Linked DNA regions of Homo sapiens: region 2 is linked to region 1. Evidence: chromatin loops called from intact Hi-C (ENCODE). Cell type or tissue: endothelial cell of umbilical vein. All regions are shown on one strand.

Evidence for each region. Peaks named below come from ENCODE experiments on the same cell type or tissue, not always from the same donor. Only the 100,000 strongest peaks of a DNase experiment are listed, where the experiment ranks them.
Region 2: a loop joins it to region 1, with 6 times the contacts of the local background. A loop is called at or near these places in 1 of 110 quality-filtered maps.

The regions. Positions count from the first base shown.
Region 1 is chr1:29,381,747-29,386,746 of GRCh38, reverse strand. No RefSeq gene overlaps it. Among named protein-coding and RNA genes, the nearest start is that of LINC01756, 34 kb to the right of the region's middle. In endothelial cell of umbilical vein, no CTCF peak of the experiment used is centred here; a DNase peak (open chromatin) is centred at 2,576; H3K27ac peaks cover 676 bases.
Region 2 is chr1:29,450,833-29,455,832 of GRCh38, reverse strand. The region is part of intron 1 of LOC107984933 (a long non-coding RNA gene); the gene reads right to left. Among named protein-coding and RNA genes, the nearest start is that of LINC01756, 100 kb to the right of the region's middle. RefSeq lists enhancers at 362-1,340, 2,426-2,926. In endothelial cell of umbilical vein, a CTCF peak has its summit at 2,115; no DNase peak of the experiment used is centred here.

The DNA.
Region 1 (5,000 bases):
GTGAGACCCCATCTCTACAAAAAAATTTAAAATTAGCCAGGCATGGTGGTGTGTGCCTGTACTCCCAGCTACTCAGGAGGCTGAGGGGAGGATTCCTTGAGCTGAGGCATTCAAGGTTGCAGTGAGCCATGATTGTGCCACTGAACTCCAGGCTGGGCAACACAGCAAGACCCTGTCTCTAAATTTAAAAAAAAAATCACACAGTTTATAAATTGGACAGGAGACTTTGTTTCTTATAAATGATTACAGCCTGCAAGGTGGCCATTTCACAAGCTAGGAAGCATCGCCTCCTACCAAAGGCATTACCAGGCCTTTCAAAGGAGGGCAGGATAAGACAGAAATTTAAGCTGAATAGGTTAGCCAAACATACATATTCAACAGTTTATAGGAGCAGCTATGAATATTCATGAAGGTGGTCACGAAGGCATTTAAATGTGCAGTCTCTGTAAACTGACCATGGTAGGTAGTCTTCTTATCAGGAGAAAGTTACGGAAATCAGTCCCTTGTCCAATCAAAGCTGTAGTTATGGCTTGTGGAACTGGGAGTCAGTTAGTCGGTGTCTGGTGGTTGGTGAGCTGTAACTGCTCTAACATTGCTTATCTCAAGGTCAGTGCTTGTTTGGCTGATAGAGAAAAAAGAAAACCTGTGGCAATTAGAACATGGATTATTCTTGAAGTGTAGGGTTGTGTGACTCAACCCTTGCCTGGCATGGCGTTAGGTCCTGTTTATAATTTGGTATCTTACTGCCACAAAGAATTCGTTCTGTCAGCCTTATGATCTCTATTTTATTTTAACATTAACGCTGGGGCTGGGCGCGATGGTTCATGCCTGTAATCCCAGCACGTTGGGAGGCCGAGATGGGCAGATCACGAGGTCAGGAGATCGAGACCATCCTGGCTAACACAGTGAAACCCCGTCTCTACTAAAAATACAAAAAAAAGTAGCTGGGCATGGTGGCAGGCACCTGGAGTCCCAGCTACTCAGGAAGCTGAGGCAGGAGAATGGTGTGAACCCAGGAGGTGGAGCTGGCAGTGAGCCGAGATGGCGCCACTGCACTCCGGCCTGGGTGACAGAGCAAGACTCCGTCTCAAAAAAAAAAAAAAAACATTAATGCAGGTCAGCTGTTATGTCTGAACTGTAAAAGGAAGCCAGTGTAACTAGGCACATTGGACTTCCTACCCTGTCAAGGCTGGGAACTCCATTTTTAAGGTTTTTCTGGGGTCCCTGGGCCAAGAGGGGGTCCCTTTAGTTGATTGTGGGCTTGGGATTTTATTTTTAGTTTACAGTCTCTTGCAGCCCTGTGCCTCCATGTAAGAGCTCCATCTATCACGATGCTATCATCTGGTGAGGAAGCTAAAGGCATGCAGAAGGTTCTGGAGGAGATGCCATCTGAAGAAAGAGCCAAGAAGCACTAAAATGCCAAACAGTGAAGATGTCATCTTGGAAGGGACCCTCCAGCCCCAATATTGCTCCTGGCTGACACCAAGTGGCCCAGCTGAGCCCTTCTCAAATTCCTGGCCCACAACATGATGAACAAAATAAAATGGTTGTTTTAAGCCACTGAATTTTACAGTAGTTTGTTATGCAGCAATAAATAACTACAACAGAATTATCTTCCCCACCCTATTTACTCAAGCAGGGGTCAGCTCCTTCCCAGCCTTTGGGTTCTTGGCTCCAAATCACCTCCTCCAGGAAGCCCACCTTGACCTCCAGGTGAGGTCAGACCCTGGATCCTATGTGCTCATCACACCCCATACGCTTCATTACCACGTGTGGTCATCTGCATGTCTTGCGGGTACTTGAATTGTCTCTGTCTCCCCTACTAGACTGAACCCTCTGCTGCACTGCCACCCTTGGCACAAACGAGGGCTCAGTGAGTAATTGCTACGTGAGTGAGCACGTCTGTCCCAGCCCTAGGCACTGGGCAGGGGCAGAAAGGCAACCCCAGCTAGGCATCTACAGCACAAGCTCTGATTCCCTCCGAACTACAGGTTGGAGTCCAGGGCCTTGGTCACTCTGCCAGCCCTGGCAGGCGTTGTCTCCAGCTTTCTACCTCTGAGGAGCCCCTGTGGTGGCCCCCCCTGGAGAGAGGGACTGGGAATACCTGGGGTGTGGGAAAGGGGGTCTGGGCTAAAGAGGGAGGCACCAGCATCAACCTCCTGCTGCCCCCATGACCCCAACCCACTGTCTGATGTTCCCGCAGCCTGTCCTCTGCACCTGCCTCCAGGACACCTCCTTGGCTCCTTCCTTGACCTCCAGCAATTCCTCCATCCAGCATCCTCCTGTGGGCCTTTGTCCACTTGGGGGAAGCTTTTGAACCCTGGCTCATCCATCTCTTCATTGCACTCCCTGCATCATGCACTGGGCTTCCAGTTCTATAGCAATGAACTCATTTAATCTTTACAACAGCTCCATCTTACTAATGAGGAAACTGAGGTCAGACAGGTTAGGTGACTTGCCCAAGGTCACACAGGAAGTGGAAGAAGCAGGCTCCAGGCTCCCACTCTGTTTCTCTGGCTCAGAGTCCAGTGTTTTTCCCGCTGCCCCGGATGAGATGACTCAGAGTCCCCCTTGGATTTGCAACATGTTCCTTCCTTCCTGATGCCCAGCTGAGAGCTGCCTGCCTGCCCGAAAGCTGATTCCCCCTTCCTTGGAACTCAAGGCCCTCCCATCTGAGTCTCCCAGATTTCCATGTTGGTACCAGCAGCAAATATGGGGTGGGAGGAGCAAGCGAGTAAGAGAGGGAGAGAGATTCCATCGATTCATTGAGAAACAGAGAAGAGACATCAAGAAAGCCTTTAGCACACAAAGACACCAAGTGCACCCTCCACACACACTCACAAGGAAGGAAAGAGAGAAACACACACAGTGCGAGGTGGGGGCATGGAGATGAGATCATACATATGAAGAGGTAGGAGAGGGGGAAAGGAAGAGAAAAAACAGATTCACACTAGGAAGTAAAAACACAGAATAAGAAATGCCTAGCGGGAGATAAAGATAGAAAAATCAGATACACGAATATACAAAGGCAGTTACAGACAAATCCACGAAGAGAGAGCCGTTGTGAGAGGATATAAATGAGAAAGAGGCACAATCTCAGAGAGAGAGGGGGACGCTCACAGGACACACTCTCAGGCAGAGGCGGAGGGAGACAAGAGAGAGAAACATGTCACAACAGACGCAGGCAGAGGAATGGAGGAACGAGCTGGGGAAGATGGAAAAGGCCACAGTGAGACTGAAGAGATGGGGGAGAGAATAATAAGCACAGAGAAAGAGCGATGGGGAGAGGCAGCAGAGAAGCCACAGATGCCGGAGCATCAGGGCTGGGAGTTCGCACCTTCCCCTCCCCACCTCCCGCTCCGCTCCACTCCACCACCTCCTGCCTCTGCTCACAGCAGCCTGAAATGTAAGCCCTGAGTGGAGAAGTTAATTCTCCCAAGTCCAGCCGCCAAGACGCACTCTGCAGTCCACCCGCATGCCCTTAGCGACACAGAGGCGGAGGGGGATGCATCTGCACCTAGCACAGGTTTCTTCTCCTCTTGTCTGAGCTTTGGAACTGCTGAAAGGAGAGAGACCTGCCCAGCATTTGATCATCAAACCCATGCCCAGAGCCGCATGGTTATACCTGCTAATTTCTGAGCCACAGGCAGCTGGAGGCGGGTACAACCCACCAGCCCCTCAACAAGCACCCATAGGGTGCCCACCAGGGACAAGATGCAGCCCCTGCACTAGGGACCCCCCACGTGGGAGGCAGACAGTCCTAGGTCCAAATGTCCCTTACTGGTCCCTACCTGTGATGACTCACCTGATCTCCCTAAGCCTCCACGTCCACCTCTGTGAAATGGTATCATCATGTCTACCTCACAGGTTGCTGGGAAAAATCAAAAGTGGATCCTGGTGAAGCACATTACACAAAATCTGGCATATAGTAGGTGTTCAATAAACATTGGCTTTCTCTAATTGGGAGAGCCTGGGAAATACAGAGATAACAGCAGAAAATGAAGGGTAGCCACAAGACTATTCAGTCCTTCTAGTTGAGTCACGGGAGACTTTGATGGCTTTTGAACCAGGCCTTAGAATGTAGGGAATATTTAAAAGTGAGAGATGGAGATGGGAAAGGGGGGAGCTCTCTTGGCAGACGAATTGGCATGCGCAAAGGCGGGGAGGTAGGGATGGTCTCCAGAGTAGAGACCTGCCTGGTTTAGTTAGAGTGGAAGATGTGTGGACATGGGAGGGATCATCTAATACAATATTCACATTTCATGGATGGAGAAACTGAGGCCTAGAAATGTTAAGTGACTTGTTCAAACCTACACATCTAGCAAGTGTCTGATCCATCTCTTGAATCCAGAACTCAGTGACTCAGGGATTCTCCCCTTTGCCAAGCTGGAAGTCAGCCCCTTGCAGGCGAAAGCGGAGACCCAGACTGAAGGCATCTTGGGTCTTCAGAAGTTTGGTGTTTTTCTAACAGCTGAAGTCCCAGAAACTAAGCCTCAGGCGGGAACATAAGTGGCAGATCCTGACTGCAAATGTCAATGTCTGCCAAGCCTAAGCTTTGACTGTAGATGCCACTGAGGTAGGGCAAGGAAACCCTATCAGGCCTGGGGGTTCAAAGGTGGGGCTCCACTTCTGAGTAGGAAATCCTTCAGTAGACATGTGTGAGGTCCCGGAAAATGTCCCATGAGCCTCTGGGAGTTTTCTGGCCTCGGGTAAGAGTTGGGGTTATTAATCCATGATTTATGAATGAGAGGGTACGATTCAGGGAGGTCAAAACCCCTGAAATTTAATCAAATTTAATATTACGAATATATTATATATAATTCCTAATTATATAACTCTAATTATATTCCCATATACCTTCGAAGGAGGGTAGGTGCTCATAAATGAGGCCCTTCATTCTTCCGGCCACTTGGACACACACTCGAGGAGTCGGAGCAGAGAGCTGGAGCTCCCAAAGGCCACCAATGAAGGAGAGCAGGGACAAAGAGCAGTGATGGGGG
Region 2 (5,000 bases), 69 kb before region 1:
TGCTCCAGCCACTCTTTTCCACAACATCCTGCTTTATTTCCTTCATGGCACTCAACACATTCTGAAATGATCTTGTTCATTCATTCATTGGTGTGTTTATTATCAGTCTCCGCCCTACAAGCATGCAAGCTCCGTAGGGGCAGGACCTCGTCCATTTTGTGCCCTGCTGCATCTCCAGTGCCTTGCATGGTGCCAAGCACAAAGTAGGGAGCTGAGAGACACTTGTTGAATGAATGAATGAATGAATGAGGTGGGCAGGACCCCAGACCTCCTCCCTCCAGTGCTGGGCTCTCCCAGTTCCACAGTCATTGGGAAGGAGGGGTTTTCAGGACGGTCAGTGGCTGCAGGACACAGTAGGGCCTGTCCCCAGGATCCCTGGTCCCCTAGTCCTCCTGACAAGGACTGTCCCCCATATCCAAGGGGTGTGAAGTTAGCATGCACCTCCCCTTCTTTCCAGCTCTCTGCTTACACCTTCCCCTCTCCCTTCCATGTGCCAGGTCTGGACAGAGCCAGCCTGACCACCAGAACCTCAACAGACACCAGCTGCCCAGGCCCTCGAGGAGGTCTGAAGAGCTGAGGTCCAGTGGGAAGCTAGTCCACCACCTTCAAGGAGGCCTCAGGTCGGGGGGACAGTCCTGACTTCAGGAGCCCTCAGTCTGGAGAAGACACGCGCCTGCTCTCAGGAGCCTCTAGGGGGTGAAGTCAGACACCTGCCCAAGGAGGCCGCTCTGACTAGCGGGGGGAGGCAGCCTTGCCAGTAGAGAGTCCAGTCTGCTGGGGAGACCTAGACCTCACCAGGGGCAGGAGCCCTTGCGGGAGGCCAGACACTGCCAGGGAGACCCCAGTCCCTGTAGACTCCAGTCCCTGTAGACTCAGAGACCTGCACTTACATTATTCAGAAACAGGCACGCAAGGTGGCCCCAACTCCCAGGTGGCCAGCCCCCTCCCTGAGGCAGAGGGGCAGCTTGGGGAGGTGGGGCTCCCAGATGGTGGACCCTGGGGCTGAACTGCCAAGAGCATCCATCTCCACGGAGGCCCAGACCCTGTCAGTGTGCTCCCTGGACTGGTGGTGGAAGGAGGGAGCCCGGATCCCAGCCTCGCGGTGCCCACAGCCTCCTGTGGTATCATGGACGGGTCCCTGTCCACTCTGAGACCATCTCCTCATCTGTGGCTCTGATGCTGCCTCCAGGCTGGGATCTCTCTGCTCTCTTCACCTCACACCTGCTTCCCCCTGCTTCACCCTATCACCTGTGTTCTTGATCCTATAATTGTAGAAACAGAAACTTGGCTAATTTCTTGGGCCTGCAAATTGCCCAGTGGGGAGACTGGGTGGGCAGCCCCCGCTTCCACTCCATCGCCCACCCTGATGCATCGTCTGACACTTTCAATTTATTTTTCAATTCCTCTACCATCAGAAATGACGATTAGATTTCCAGCAAAAATACCACGTTACCAAACTGAATTAATCACGGCAAGGAGGGGCACACACAGGCTCCAGGAGCCTGGGCAGAACATCCCAGCATTAACACTTCCATCCTCACCCAGGCACCCATCAGCAGGACAGAGGCTCCAGGCCTCCCAGAAGACGCCACTCAGCCATCATTGGGGTCACCTAATCCCAGACCCCCTCACCCTTTGCAGCCTCCCTCCTGTGGGCGTTCGGAGGAAGAGCCTTGTTCCGAGGAAGAGTCTTGTTCAAGGTCATGTGCCCCATCAGGACAGGGGGCTCATCCACATCCAGAACATAAGATGAGACTACCCAGGGTTTGGCATTGTCCAGGCCACATATGGGATGGGGCTCCTGCAGGTGTGAGGGTGGGGGCATCTGATGATCACAGGGTCTGGGCCCACAGGGGTCTTGGAGGGACCTGGGGGAAACTTCCCACCCCTGTACCACAACCAAGGCATTGCCCCTCCCTGCCAAGGCCATTCATTGATCAGTCCAACCACAGCTAAAGTTGACCTCAACTGTCCCTGACTACAGGTGTAACTGAGAAGAGAAGAAGGAGGAGGAGGAGGAGGAGAAGGAGGGGGGGAGGAGGAGGAGGAGGAGATGAATAGGAGGAGGAGGAAGCCGGGGAGGAGAGCAAGTATGACAACAATACACTTGTATTTAATGCTAACCGCCGGAAGGGGGAGTAAACTTGGAAGCAAGTGGTGTTTTAAGAGCCCCTCCCCTCTCCAGGGGCAGAGCCAATCTTCCCCTGGGCCCAGATTAACAGTAACAACAACAATCACTAGCAGGAGCGTCTAACAAGTGTGTTTGGTCCCTCAGGCACACTCTGTCCCACCCAGGGCCTTTGCACCTACAGTTCCGTCTCCCCAGAGTGCCCTCCTCCCTCCTTTCTGTCTCACTAACGCCTTTGTCTGTCAGAGCCCAGGTCAGATGTCACTTTCCCAGGGAAAACTTTCCCAGGGAAATCTTTCCTGATCACTCCCTCCCTCCTTTGGTAATCCACTCCCATCCCAGCCCCTCTAATTCTGTCTCATAGCACTTGCCCAGATGGGTGAATGTCTACTGGAGTGATTATTTTATTAATGTCTATCCCCTGCTGGACTCCGACCTCCAGGAGTGTGGTGGTCATGTCTGTTTCACTGCCCGTGGGAACACAGCACCCAGCACAGTGCCTGGAACAGAGGAGGTGCTCAGTAAGTGCTGGTGGCGTAAGTAGGGCAGAAGATGAGGCAAATAGATAAAGAAGTCCTTAGAAAGAGTGAGTCTTCCAAAAAGCACTGACCCTGGCCCCAGCCCCAGCAGCAGGGCAAGCCCCGATTCCCAGCTCCTGCTGGCACTGCCTCCCCATCCCCATGCACACATATCTGCCCCTGCTAAGTGACTGGCTGCCTGGCTCAGAAGGAGTTAACAGCCCAAGTTGCAGCCCAAGACCTCTGCAGGACCTACCTGGTTGACTGAGCCCTGTAAGGGTAAGCAGGGGTGGGGACCGTCTCAGGGACCCTCTCAGGAGGCCTGTGCACTCTGGGGAGAGTCAAAAGGACACCCTTCCCCTCCTGCATCCCCGTGCTCTGATTCAAAGCACCGCCACATCCCTCACCTCTCTTCTTCTTGAAAGCAGCCCTGGAGCAGGCTGCTGTCTCCCACATGAAGAAGAGGCCCCGGGAGGAGAGGGCTCAAGGCCACACAGCTGTTGGTGGTGGAGCTAGACTGAGCTCTGTCAGGTGGTTGGACACAGCTTCGGCTTCCACAGTCCGTGAGTGTTTTCCACCCTCCCTGCAACCCTTGCAGGAGCTCCACCTCAACGCCAGTCTGCCTCTCAGACTGCGGCTCAGGCCCAGACCCAGATTCCCTGCTCCCCATCCTTCAAAGTGGCTGAGGATGACAGAAGATTCCCCAGGACATCTGTCATCCCAGCGAAGCCTTTAGAAAGGAGAAATGAACTCACATCTCAGTTCTCTCTATTCTGGGACTTTTTATTAATTCATTCACCCACCCACCTGTCTATCCCTCCACCCACCCATCATTGGCTGAGTAGCTACCGTGGCCCAGGCACTGGCTGAGGCCCTGGGACACCACAGTGGACAGAAGAGGCCCCATCCCTCCCCTCGGGGAGCCCACATGGTAATGGGGAGAGATGACAGACACATAAAGGACTGACCAGCTGTGGGGCATGTGGGTGGCGATGAGGTCAGGGACACAGGACAGGTGAAGGGGCAGCGCATGATGGGAGGGAGTGGGACAGTGACACGTGAGACGCAGTCAGGAGGAGCGCGCAGATGAGGACGTCTGAGCTGAGACCTGAAGTAGGGGAGCCAGGCTGTCCAGGGGCCGGGGTGGGTGTCATTACTCCCAGTGCCATCTTCCAGTCTCCCAAGCATCCCAGTCGGAGGATGAATTCTGTGGTCACCATGGATAATGGGGTCAAATGAGCTCATGGGCATAACATCTTAACTCAGGGCCTGGCATACAGTAGGTGCTCAGTATGTGAGAGCTGCTATTGTCATTACTATTTTATTATCCTTATTATTCCACATGATGATGATGATCCTGAATGCACACGTGTTCCCACTCACCTCCTGCTTCCAAGTCTCAGAAGCTTCACCGTGGAGTGTGCAGGGTGAGCACCACCTCCACTAATGGAGCTGCCCCACCTGGGCTGTTGAGAGGGACGGAGCACCCTGAGCCCCCACTGGGGGTGGGGAGGGGGAAGGTGCCAGACGAGGGGGTGTGGGACAATCCCTCCCCCTCCTCTCATCCTTGCAGACTCGAAGGCGCAGCTGACATATCATCGCGTCAGGAGTCTGGGGAAGGTCTCATTAATTATGATTATTGACACCTTCGCAGATGCTGGCCATGTGACGCCCACTCTGGTGACAAAGGATTCCGGTAATTCTGTTTGAACTGCACTTTCCAGGCAATACGGTTTTCATTTGGGCCACTGGGAAAACGGTTTATCTTCGAAGACACTGTCTGGGGTGGGCTGGTGGGCGCTTGGCCCCACCCGTACTCCCTCCTGGAGGGTCTTGATGGTGCCAGAGCTAAGAGATGGCTGGGAACCAGGTCTGTCTCACCCAGAGCTCAGAGAGCATCTACTGAGGACCTAGTTCTCCCAGACCTCAGGGCAATTCACCTTGGCAACTAACCTCTGGCCTGTTTTTCTCAGCATCTGTGAAGTCACATAACTGGGTAAGGGACTTCATCAGCTTGCAATCCCACACACTCCCATTCCTCCGGCCCCCTGTGCCCATCACACATGGATCTTGGTCTCTTTTGTCCCTGATGTGACCCAAGCTCCTGAAACAGTGCCAGGCACACAGTAGGGGGCTTTAAAATGAGCCTGCTCTTAATGATAGCATCCACTGCTTCCTCGGTACCAGCATGAGCCTTCCACGGCTCTCATCTAACCTTCACACCAGTCCTGTGGGTGCTAATGAGGTAAAAGTCCTCGCTGGTGTCCATTAGTCCTAGCTGTGCGCCAGCAATGTTCTGAGTGCTTCAAATGGCTTGCCTTGCTTGACCCTCACGGAGCCTGTGAGGCGGGCAC